2 separate regions of the Homo sapiens genome follow, and region 1 is linked to region 2. A link is a contact called in ENCODE Hi-C or POLR2A ChIA-PET data. All regions are on one chromosome and are shown on one strand. The core of a region is the stretch at or near the end of the contact, and the rest is flanking DNA. Distances in the headings are between cores, read along the strand shown.

Region 1 (5,527 bases), core at 372-2,871, 240 kb after region 2:
CAAATGGCATGTATTTTTATTGTGAAGACTGCGTAACTTTGGTTCCCTCTTCCTCCCGAACCCTGCTCAAAGATTTTAGGGAATTAACTAAGGTTTCAGTAGTGAAGCTTTGGATCAGCACAGGGGCAGTTGTCACCATTACTCTACTTTATAATCTTGTGGGGAGGGAGCTTAACCAGGACTATCATCTCAGCCTGGGATGACATGCTTTGAAAGTGCTCCAGTGTCACTTTGAGGAGGGTGGCCACCTGCAACCCAGACTAAGCAGTGTAGTTGCATTACTAAGAGGTGTGTTTGGAAGTCAGACAAACTTGCCTTCAAATACAGACACTTGCTTGTTACTTAACTTTTCTGAGTCTCCTCATTTGTAAAAAAAAAAAAAAAAAAAAACAAAAAAACACAAACAAACACCACCAAAAAACCAAAGAAAAAAAAGTAGGAGAGTGAGAATAATAGTTCTTGCCTTAAAGAGTTATTGTGAGAATCAAATGGGACAATGCAGGTAAAGACATTTAGCCTAGAGCCTTGTACCGAATATGCACATTTTAAATAGTAGCTTTCTATTATTTTGTGATTCTTCCCGCCCCTGCTGCATTCCCCAATGCCTCATCTACCAGCAATTTGTGTGCACACTCAGGGTCAGCAATTCTTGGCTTGGGATTGCAAAGAAGGGAAGTACAGCCCTTTTCTGCTGGCTTTGCCTGGGTTGACCTCCCAGCTTTGCTCCTTGGCCTGATTCAGGGTTGGCAGGCATAGATGGAAAAGAGCCATTGGTTGTTAGAATCGTCCAGCAGGAGATGAAGGGAGATCTCACCCTGCATTTTGTGTCTAAAACAATTGCTTAAATTTGTCATCTTAGGGACACATGTACATAGGTAAACACACGCATATACTGTACACATCCATGTGTACAGCTCAGATATTGTCTATAGGAGAACAAAATGTCTTGATGAAAATGAGTAATTCAGCTAATCACCCAGATGTTTTAGCTATATGTTGCCACACAGCTGGGTGATCTGAAACAGCTATCTGTTTGGTGACTTGCAGATAAAACATAGATAATAGAATCTCCCTCTTTTCCTCCAGTTTTTTGGCATCACTTAGATATAATCTAAATGATATGGCAACATATGGGAAAATCTCTCACATTCAAAAGCATGCAAGCAGCTAGCTAACGCTTTCTACTAAAAACTTTGCTTATAGGTATTTTGATGAATCTAGAATTCTCACAAAGCACATCATTTGAAAGAAATACGGCAGCAAAACAAACTGCTGCATTCAAAGCAGGGGTATTGAAAAGTGTCAGGCAAACATTTTTAACCTTGTGTTTGTGCTCGGTCTGGTCAAAATAGAATATATTTCCTTTTATGGAAGTGGTTTAAAAAGGGGTAAGAGACAAGATTTAGTGTTTGCAGGAAATCCTTTAGTTGTTTAAAAAGCTTCAAGGGTTCCATCTTTGGCATCCAGGTATTATTCTCATTAAGTTAGCATTTTAGGTTTCTGAAGTGTTTGGTTCAAGTGAAAAAGATTAATGTTATGCTTTGAAATTGATTACTATGGAAAGTCTTTGTACATTTGACTGTAAAGCAGAAATCAACTTGGACAGGAAGCAAAGCGGATGAACAGGAAGCTAAAGTAAATACCACAGTGACACGTGAGGGGTGGAAGGTGGTTAGTTTATTTTTTAAAGAGTTTTCAGACCATCAGTACATACGTTTCAGTTTCTAGATCCAAATCTCTAAGTGCTTTTCTCCAACTGGTGGGATGATTGAAATTAGAGAGTAAGACGAGAATTCACTGTGCTGGATTTTTCATTCCAGGTGCAGAGCTTTAAAGGATTATGGAGTCTGAAGACCAAATGGGATGATGGAGAACAGCTATTCAGTGGTACAAATGTAAATGCTCCCAGGCCCGGGCAGGTAATTTAAGTGAGTGAAGCAGGGCAAAGTGTAATTGTGTAAGCAGACATTTGCTGACTCCACATACCACTAGGGAACTATACTTTCCCCTGGCAGAAAGACAATCAGCTCCAGCCTATTATTGCGTACAGTAAGGCTAACCAAAGTGAGGGGCTACTCTAACTTTTCAGGAAAATCCAGCAGTCTTGATTTTTATGTAGTTTCCAAAATGTTTTTGTTATGGTTCATTTGGAGAGCAGCCTTTTGATCTCCAGTTTGCTACTTTTAATCTAGTCTAATCACACATCTTGCAGTTGTAGAAACCAGACCCAGAGAAGCTGAGCACCTTGCTTAAAGTCCTGCAGCAAAGGATAACACTGGGGCTCAAACCCAGTTCTCCTCCATCTTCTTCTCTGGCATTACCCTTCCACTGAGAGCACAGCATCCCGCCCACAGTGGGCTTCAGCAGGCTTTGTTAGAGGAAACCCATGGATTTTTGAAGGTTTTAATAAGTTAATGAAACTCTTTAATTAAATTAAGTAATTTAATTAAGGTGCTCTCCTGACTTTTTCCCTAAGATAATTATTTACTCAACCAATGTTTGTCATTGGTGCCTCTTTTAAAATGTTGTGTAACATTTTCATTGTTCTTTCATTCAGTTCAAGTTACTTTTCTTCATCTCTATATTTAATATATCCTCTTTGTTGATCAATGCTTCCAAATTCTCTTTACTTCACATATATCATTTGTCTAATTTCTGTGTTTGACTTTTTAAACTCAGTCACTCAGGGTCTGAAAGTGTCTTTAACTGGATCTATCTGTATTATATATTGCTATGCATTCATTGGAGGGAATAAAATACAAATTTGTAAATCTGAACATTATACTACATGGGGCCAATGGAGAGAGTCCATTTTACATGAAGAATGCCACTACTTTATCCCTAGAGAGTATGAGGAAGAGTTTCACCCATCTTTAGCCTCAGATCTTAGATTCAGTGCTTGTAAGAGAAGAAGCACTTATTCAAAGAAGCAGGTATATATACTCTGGTTGTGAATTCTTTCTGTGATTTCAAACAATATTTGGAAAAACTCATTTCTGAAGGCCTAAGGTGCAGGGAGACGAAAACTACTCTTGCGAGGATACAGTTGGTAACACCCATGAGGGTTCCATTTGCATCGACTCTTAGCCATAGCTGCACCATAGCACCAAATTAGGTAGGGACTGTGCTGCTCGTACCTTTGGGCTCAATGGAAAACTGTCCTATGATTCTGTTACTAATCATCTCCTACATTTGAGTGGCACTTTAATTCCCAAGACATTTCACATATTACTTTTGCCATTTTACAATGAGGAAACTGAGGCTCAGAAAGGGCAAATGACTTGCTCCTTGCCTCACAGCTGTGTTGAGGAAGAGGTGGACTAGAACTTCATGAATCCTTCTCTTCTCTTCTCTTCTTTCTCTTCTCTCTCTTCTTTCTTTCTTTCTTTCTTTCTTTCTTTCTTTCTTTCTTTCCTTCTCTTTCTTTCTTTCATTTTTTTGGAGACAGAGTTTCGCTCTTCTCACCCAGTTTGGAGTGCAATGGTGCAATCTCGGCTCACTGCAACCTCCACCTTCTGGGTTCAAGCGATTCTCCTGCCTCAGCCTCCTGAGTAGCTGGGACCAGAGATGCACACCACCACACCCAGCTAATTTAGGTATTTTTAGTAGAGACGGGGTTTCACTATGTTGGCCAGGCTGGTGGTCTCAAACCCCCGAACTCAGGTGATCCACCTGCCTTGGGCTCCCAATGTGCTGGGATTACAGGCATGAGCCACCATGCCTGGCCGATCCCCCTGCTCTTTCTACTGAGTACTATCTTAGCTTTATGGCTGTTCCAGCTAGCCCCCATATCATAGTCATGTTCACTATTAGATGACCTGCTGGGATAATTTTGCACATTCTCCTGCCCAGCAACACCCTGGTTGGTTGCTGCAATGAAGACAATGGCTATGCATAGAAGAATTTTAAAATACCAATAGAGGATCTCTAACTCTCTGGCACTCTACTATTTGTACATGAGGGGGCTGTTATTGTAGAAAAGGAAGAAACATTTTCCTGGTTGGGATTTTCATACTGGCAAATTGGCTATTCTGATTTAAATTCATATTGTTACTAATTGGTGTTAGAACTTTTGTTCTGGACTGTGCTTATGCTAAGTAGAGATTTTCCCTCCTTGTTTGATTATGGATTAGTCCACACATTTTTACCTTATGAAAGGAAGAAACAGCTTGTGCCGCCTCGGGAGGAAATATGTCATCTAATAATTAGGCTCTGAGGCACTGGCATCTTGAATACTGACCTGTGGGCAGGCCGTGGAGAGAATCATGGAAAAAGCTGCATTATCCAGGGCTTTTTCCTCAGATAGATTTAAAAAACAAATGTCTTTAGAGCAAAGCACTGAAGGGCGAGAAGCAGCAAACAGGCAGATTATTAAAGCATTTGTCATGAAGTTACAGGTGGGCTCAGGAAGGGTCCCAGTCCTGCAGGCCGGGCTGCCTTGCTGAAAATATCTTGTAAATTATGAGTTGTTCCCCCAAAGAAATCACTAGGCAGGAAAGGGCAAAGTTACTCCCTAGCAACTCTGGTTGCAATAGTTTCTGAACTATAGTTTCAGAAATCTGTCAAGGCAAGGGTCAGTTACACATGGGAGGCTGAATTTTTGTATTGGAAGACTAGGTGTTTAGGATTACAGCAGTGATCATTCCTGGAGCATGTGTATTTACACTTCTGTTTCAAAGAATGAGAAATACACACTTATAATGTCGGTGCTTTTTCTCATCTAAAAAAATGATGAAGTATGTCCTCTTGCATTTACAGATTCACTGTTTATCTTTAGTCTCATTAACTTATGCTGTAGTTCAATTCATTTTGTTTCTATTCATTTCATATAGAAATGCACTGAAATTTTGCTTCAATCTTTGTACAGTATTTGGCCAAACTCTCTATTTGGCTTTAGTTTTGGCCATAGCCTTTAAAGGCTGAGTAAACAAATGTCCCACTTCTGCGTTATTGATGGTATCTCTGAACCTGAGATGATCAATGACAGCCTGATCGTATTATTTATCATCATGCATAATTGGCATAAAAAATTAGTAAGAGGAACAAAGCATGCCCATCTGAATAATTACATTAAAATACAGGTAAAAACATTCTATATGTAATATGCTTTATATATTGAAATTCTCTGTCCATTTAAAATTTAAAATACATAAAAAAGTATGTTTATTATTGCAAGAGTACAATATTGCAATTATGAATGGGGATTATGAATGTAGTTAATTTTATAAACAAAACAATTAAGAAACTTCAAGTAAATAAGACTACAGGTTGACAGTTAATATTGATATTAATAGAGAGTACCTTAGCTACATAGCTTTCAGGATGATTATATCTTTTTTAAGCCAGCAAATGCTCATACACAAATTACTTATACAGAAGAACATTACAATGGAGATTGCATTATATCATAATTACCATCTTTGTAAAACTGTTGCATTTGAAAAATTAAGCAAAATAAAAGTTTAAGAATAATATTTGCTTATTATTTAACTTAATTGTGAATTTTCCATTATATTCAGAAAATTCT
Region 2 (4,886 bases), core at 1,178-3,677:
CATAGCTGATGTGCATGAGGTTCTCATCCATGCTCCACGGGTTCTTGGGAGTGACTGGGATGGGAATCCCGTGTGGCTTTGCATATTCCATCAGATCGTTGAGGCACTTGATCCGATTGTAGAACTCGAACATGCACCAGGGAGCAATGACCTTTATCTGGGGGGGCCAGCGAGTAGCAGGTGAGCTGAACCGGGCCTGATCATTGCCCTTTCCCGTGGTGCCATGGGACACACACTTGGCCCCCTCCTGCTGGGTGATTTCTACTTGTTTGTGGGCGATGCAGGGCCTGGGGAGAGAGCTGCCCAGGAGGTGGTCCTCATACAGTGTACTGGACTGGATGGCCAGCCAGATGAACTCCTCCACAAACTCTCTGCTGACATCCTCAGTGAACACCTTTTTGGCCCCGGGCTTCAGTGCCTGGCTTCCTTGAAGTCTTCCTTCTGGCCGATGTTGCCCAGGTAGGCAATGATGTCATTGCCTTGTTCCTTCAGCCACACAAAGATGCAGGAGGTGTCCAGGCTGCCACTGTAGGCCAGAACCATGGAGCCTCTGCTGGACACAGCGTCTGGGATTGGAGGCGTGAGTTCCCAGCGTCTGGAATCTGTCTTCACAGCTCAGTGAACCACTTGGGCCCGGGCAGTGGTGGCAGGTGATAGAGCCTAAATCTTCTTTAGTGATGCATCTGCTAAAGTCCTTGGTTCATTTTATTTTGTGTTTTAAAATTTTTGTGGGTGCATAGTAGGTGTATATATTTATGAGATACATGAGATATTTTGATACAGGTATACAATTCATAATAATCATATCAGTTAAATGGGGTATCATCACATCAAGCATTTATCCTTTCTTTGTTTTACAAACAATCCAATTATTATTTTTTATTTTTAAATTTTTATTTATTATTTATTTATTTTTTGAGATGGAGTTTCGCTCTTGTTGCCCAGGCCAGAGTGCAATGGTGTGATCTTGGCTCACTGCAACCTCTGCCTCCTGGGTTCAAGTGATTGTCCTGCCTCACCTCCCGAGTAGCTGGGATTACAGGCATGAGCTACCACGTCTGGCTAATTTTGTATTTTTAGTAGAGATGGGGTTTCTCCATGTTGGTCAGGCTGGTCTCGAACTCCTGACCTCAGGTGATCCGCTCGCCTCGGCCTCCCAAAGTGCTGGGATTACAGGTGTGAGCCACCATGCCCTGCCTATTTATTTATTTTTTGAGAATGAGTCTCACTTTGTCACCTAGGCTGGAGTGCAGTGGCAAGATCTTGGCTCACTGCAGTCTCTGCCTCCTAGATTCAAGTGATTCTCCTGCCTCAGCCTCCCAAGTAGCTGGAATTACAGGTGTGCGCCACCACACTCGGCTAATTTTTGTATTTTTAGTAGAGATGGGGTTTCACCATATTGGCCTGGCTGGTCTTGAACTCCTGACTTCAGGTGCTCCAGCTGCCTCGGCCTCCCAAAGTGCTGGGATTACAAGTGTGAACCACCACACCTGGCTTACAAACAATCAAACTATACTCTTAAGTTACTTTATAATTTTTATTTAGAAAACTTTTTTCTTTTTTATAGAGATGGGGTCTTGCTATGCTGCCCAGGCTGGTCTCAAACTCCTGGGCTCAAGTGAACTGCCCCTCTAGGCCTCCCAAAGTGCTGGGATTACAGACGTGAGCCACTGCGCCTGGCCTGAGAGTTCACATTTTTTTTCAGAGTGCCTGATAGAGTGCTATAAAGTGCATTTGTACGTTGCTTTTCCATCCTCTCAAAATAATAGAAGATAAAGATCCAGGCTGGGTGCGGTGGCTCACGCCTGTAATCCCAGCACTTTGGGAGGCCAAGGAGGGTGGATCACTTGAGATCAGGAGTTCAAGACCAGCCTGGCCAAGATGGTGAAACCCCCGTCTCTACTAAAAATACAAAAAATTAGCCAGGCGTGGTGGTGGGTGCCTGTGATCCCAGCTACTCGGGAGGCTGAGGCAGAGAACTGCTTGAACCTGGGAGGCAGAGGTTGCAGTGAGCCAAGATTATGCCACTGCACTCCAGCCTGAGAGACAGAGCGAGACTCTGTCTCAAAAAAAAAAGAAAAAGATAAAAAAGATCCAAAAGTGAATGTGAAAAAATCATCCCAGCAATTAAGGACCTGATATACATTTGGCACATCAGCTCCTGACACCAAAGTGGGGGGTGGCAAGTGTGCTGTCTAGCCTAACTCAGGATTAGAATTAGAGCCTGAGATTCTTGAGAGAATGCCCTTACTGGTAAGGACTGGTAAGCTCTGTGCTGATGACTCAAAGGATGGGCTCTGTGAGTGTAAGAGATTGGACTTGGACCTGTAGCCAGGACGCAGTATTTTCTTATCTTTAACTTCCACAAAGCTCATGTTTATTCTTCTCTCACAAAAGCCAAGCCTAAAGTGCGCTGCTGAAGGAGTTGTTCCTCTTTGGACAGCTGTGTGTGCCCTATAAATGCCCTCCTCAGATGGAGAAGGAGGAGCTGTGTGCATAGCGCTGTGAGCTGGACTGGAAAGCATTTCTGCAGCCCAGTGATACATGCAGAACTACACCCTCGAGAGCCACGGTTCAGTGAAGGGCTAGGAGGGTCTTGCATTCTGGTCATTCATTCACCCGGAAAGGCTCAGCACTATCTCGTGAACCTAGTTTCTGGGAAGTCAGGCAACCTGCTTGCACGTACAACTTGGTAAATGATATACTCTAAGGGCTCATAAAAATTAATCCAGATGCATGCTACAAAGCTGATACCATGAAATCATGAGCAGAGACCTCCTTTCTACTTGAGTCCAGAAAGAGCCAGGCTTTGTGTTGGTCTACATAGTACCGAGAAGGAAAGAGACTCTACTACCACTTTTCATTGTTGAAACTGTCCATTCTCAGCTCCCCTGGAAAGGGCCCTCACACTCCTGCCGTAGACACGAAAAAGGTAATAGATGCCGTGGAAGTGGGAAAAGTTGCCTTTGGAGAGGTTTCCAGAATGTTTTCTAATTTGATTGTCTTTCCAAGTCCCTTCTTTCAATTTAATGAAATAATTATTTTGAAAATAATAATAGCTACCATTTACCAAAGACCTAATACGTACCAATTTATTTACACATGTTGTCTGTTTAATTCTTGCCATCATGTACCATGTTCTGTGGCCATATGCCCTGGGAATCAGAAAGAAGAACTTGCCAAGGTCACACAGCCAGGAAATGAGAGTCAATATTCAAGCCTAGATTTCAAAGGGTCAGTATTTAAACCGAGGTTTCTATTCAGACCTAGAAATGAGAGTCAGTATTCAAACCTGCTACCATGGCCCACACTTATATGAATTCTGCCTCATTAAGATAATGTCTGGGTCATTTTTACTTATTTACTCTGGAGGTAAAATGGACTGCAGTCATGTATGTTTCAAGTGGGAGAAAGTAAAAGGCTTACTTTTTTTCCTTTTTTTTTGTTGAGACGGAGTCTCACTCTTGTCACCCAGGCTGGAGTGCAGTGGCATGATCTCGGCTCACCGCAACCTCTGCCTCCCGGGTTCAAGTGATTCTCCTGCCTCAGCCTCCTGAGTAGCTGGGACTACAGGCACACACCACCATGCCTGGCTAATTTTTGTATTGTTAGTAGATACGGGGTTTCACCATACTGGTCAGGCTGGTCTCGAACTCCTGACCTCAGGTGATCCACCTGCCTTGGCCTCCCAAAGTGCTGGGATTATAGGCATGAGCCAACGTGCCCAGCCAATTTTTTTCCTTTCTTCCTTCCTAAGATTCTCTAGCTCTCTTCCATTGAGAGAGAGTACAGGCAAAGGTGCATGAAATAATTTTGCATCATTTTTTTTGTAAGCACTGCATCAAATATTTGATAGCAATTAGATAGCTAGGGGGCAACTTGATATTTTTAGAAATTGAAAATTTATTTTAGAAAAACAAAGAACGGTTAGGTATATATTAGGTAATTTGCATTTTAGTGTCTAGCATTTTTTTTTTTAAACCGCTTAAATGTTTTAAAAAATAATTCAAACTGGCCAGGCACGGTGGCTCACGCCTGTAATCCTAGAACTTTGGGAGGCTGAGGCGGGTGGATTGCCTGAGCTCAGGAGTTCGAGACCAGCCTGGGCAACAATGGTGAAACCCTGTCTCTACTAAAATACAAAAAATCAGCTGGGCGTGGCGGTGTGTGCCTGTAGTCCCAGCTACTCGGGAGGCTGCGGCAGGAGAATCGCTTGAAACCAGGAGGCGGAGGTTGCAGTGAGCCAAGATCATGCCACTGCACTCCAGCCTGGGCAACAGAGCGAGACTCCGTCTCAAAAAAAAAAAAAAAAAAAAAAAATTCAAACTATTTAGGAAAGTAAAAATGAAAAGTAAATGTGAATCACCTAAAATACCACCACCTAGACACTGCCACAGTTAACACCGAAGGGACTTGCCTCTTTCTATGCATGCACTCAAATAGTGATATTGTATAAAAATGTCATCATGGCCTAAGTACTGTTTCTCAATAAAAACTGTTGAATTCAGTAGAAGAAAAATAAAATGAAACATAACTGGAGGAATTGTTGGACTTCAAAAAAAAATGTTTCTCCTCCCCAAGAAATATTTCCTAAATTATCCCTCTAAAGTTATAAAAGAGGTTGTGAAGAACATTTAAAAGTATTTTCCAGCTGGGCGTGGTGGCTCACCCCTATAATCTCAGCACTTTGGGAAGTCGAGGCGGGCGGATCACCTGAAGTCAGGAGTTCAAGACCAGCCTGGCCAACATGGCGAAACCCCATTTCTACTAAAAATACAAAAATTAGCCAGGTGTGGTGGTGCATGCCTGTAATCCCAGCCACTCAGGAGGCTGAGGCAGGAGAATTGCTTGAACCTGGGAGGCGGAGGTTGCAGTGAGCCGAGATA

The links. A loop is a pair of places that touch in the nucleus more often than their neighbours do. ChIA-PET counts read pairs that join two places held with the same protein, here RNA polymerase II (POLR2A). Pooled maps may share reads with other maps.
Region 1: a loop to region 2 is called in a pooled map, with 8 times the contacts of the local background. The contact joins two enhancer-like sites. A Hi-C loop is called at or near these places in 3 of 50 pooled maps. POLR2A ChIA-PET finds 5 or more read pairs at or near these places in 2 of 52 experiments (activated T-cell and naive thymus-derived CD8-positive, alpha-beta T cell).

Annotation. Positions count from the first base shown.
Region 1 is chr3:177,537,575-177,543,101 of GRCh38, forward strand. It overlaps LINC00578 (long intergenic non-protein coding RNA 578), which reads left to right. Exons shown (of 4, transcript NR_047568.1): 2 at 1,821-1,919. Among named protein-coding and RNA genes, the nearest start is that of LINC00578, 98 kb to the left of the region's middle. Within about 2 kb of position 1,622, at least 9 of the 41 ENCODE cell types and tissues checked have a DNase peak (open chromatin) inside an H3K27ac peak, as active enhancers do.
Region 2 is chr3:177,297,829-177,302,714 of GRCh38, forward strand. All of the region lies in intron 1 of LINC00501 (long intergenic non-protein coding RNA 501), which reads left to right. It also overlaps the pseudogene ASS1P7. Among named protein-coding and RNA genes, the nearest start is that of LINC00501, 5.8 kb to the left of the region's middle. RefSeq lists an enhancer at 2,356-2,445. Within about 2 kb of position 2,428, at least 10 of the 41 ENCODE cell types and tissues checked have a DNase peak (open chromatin) inside an H3K27ac peak, as active enhancers do.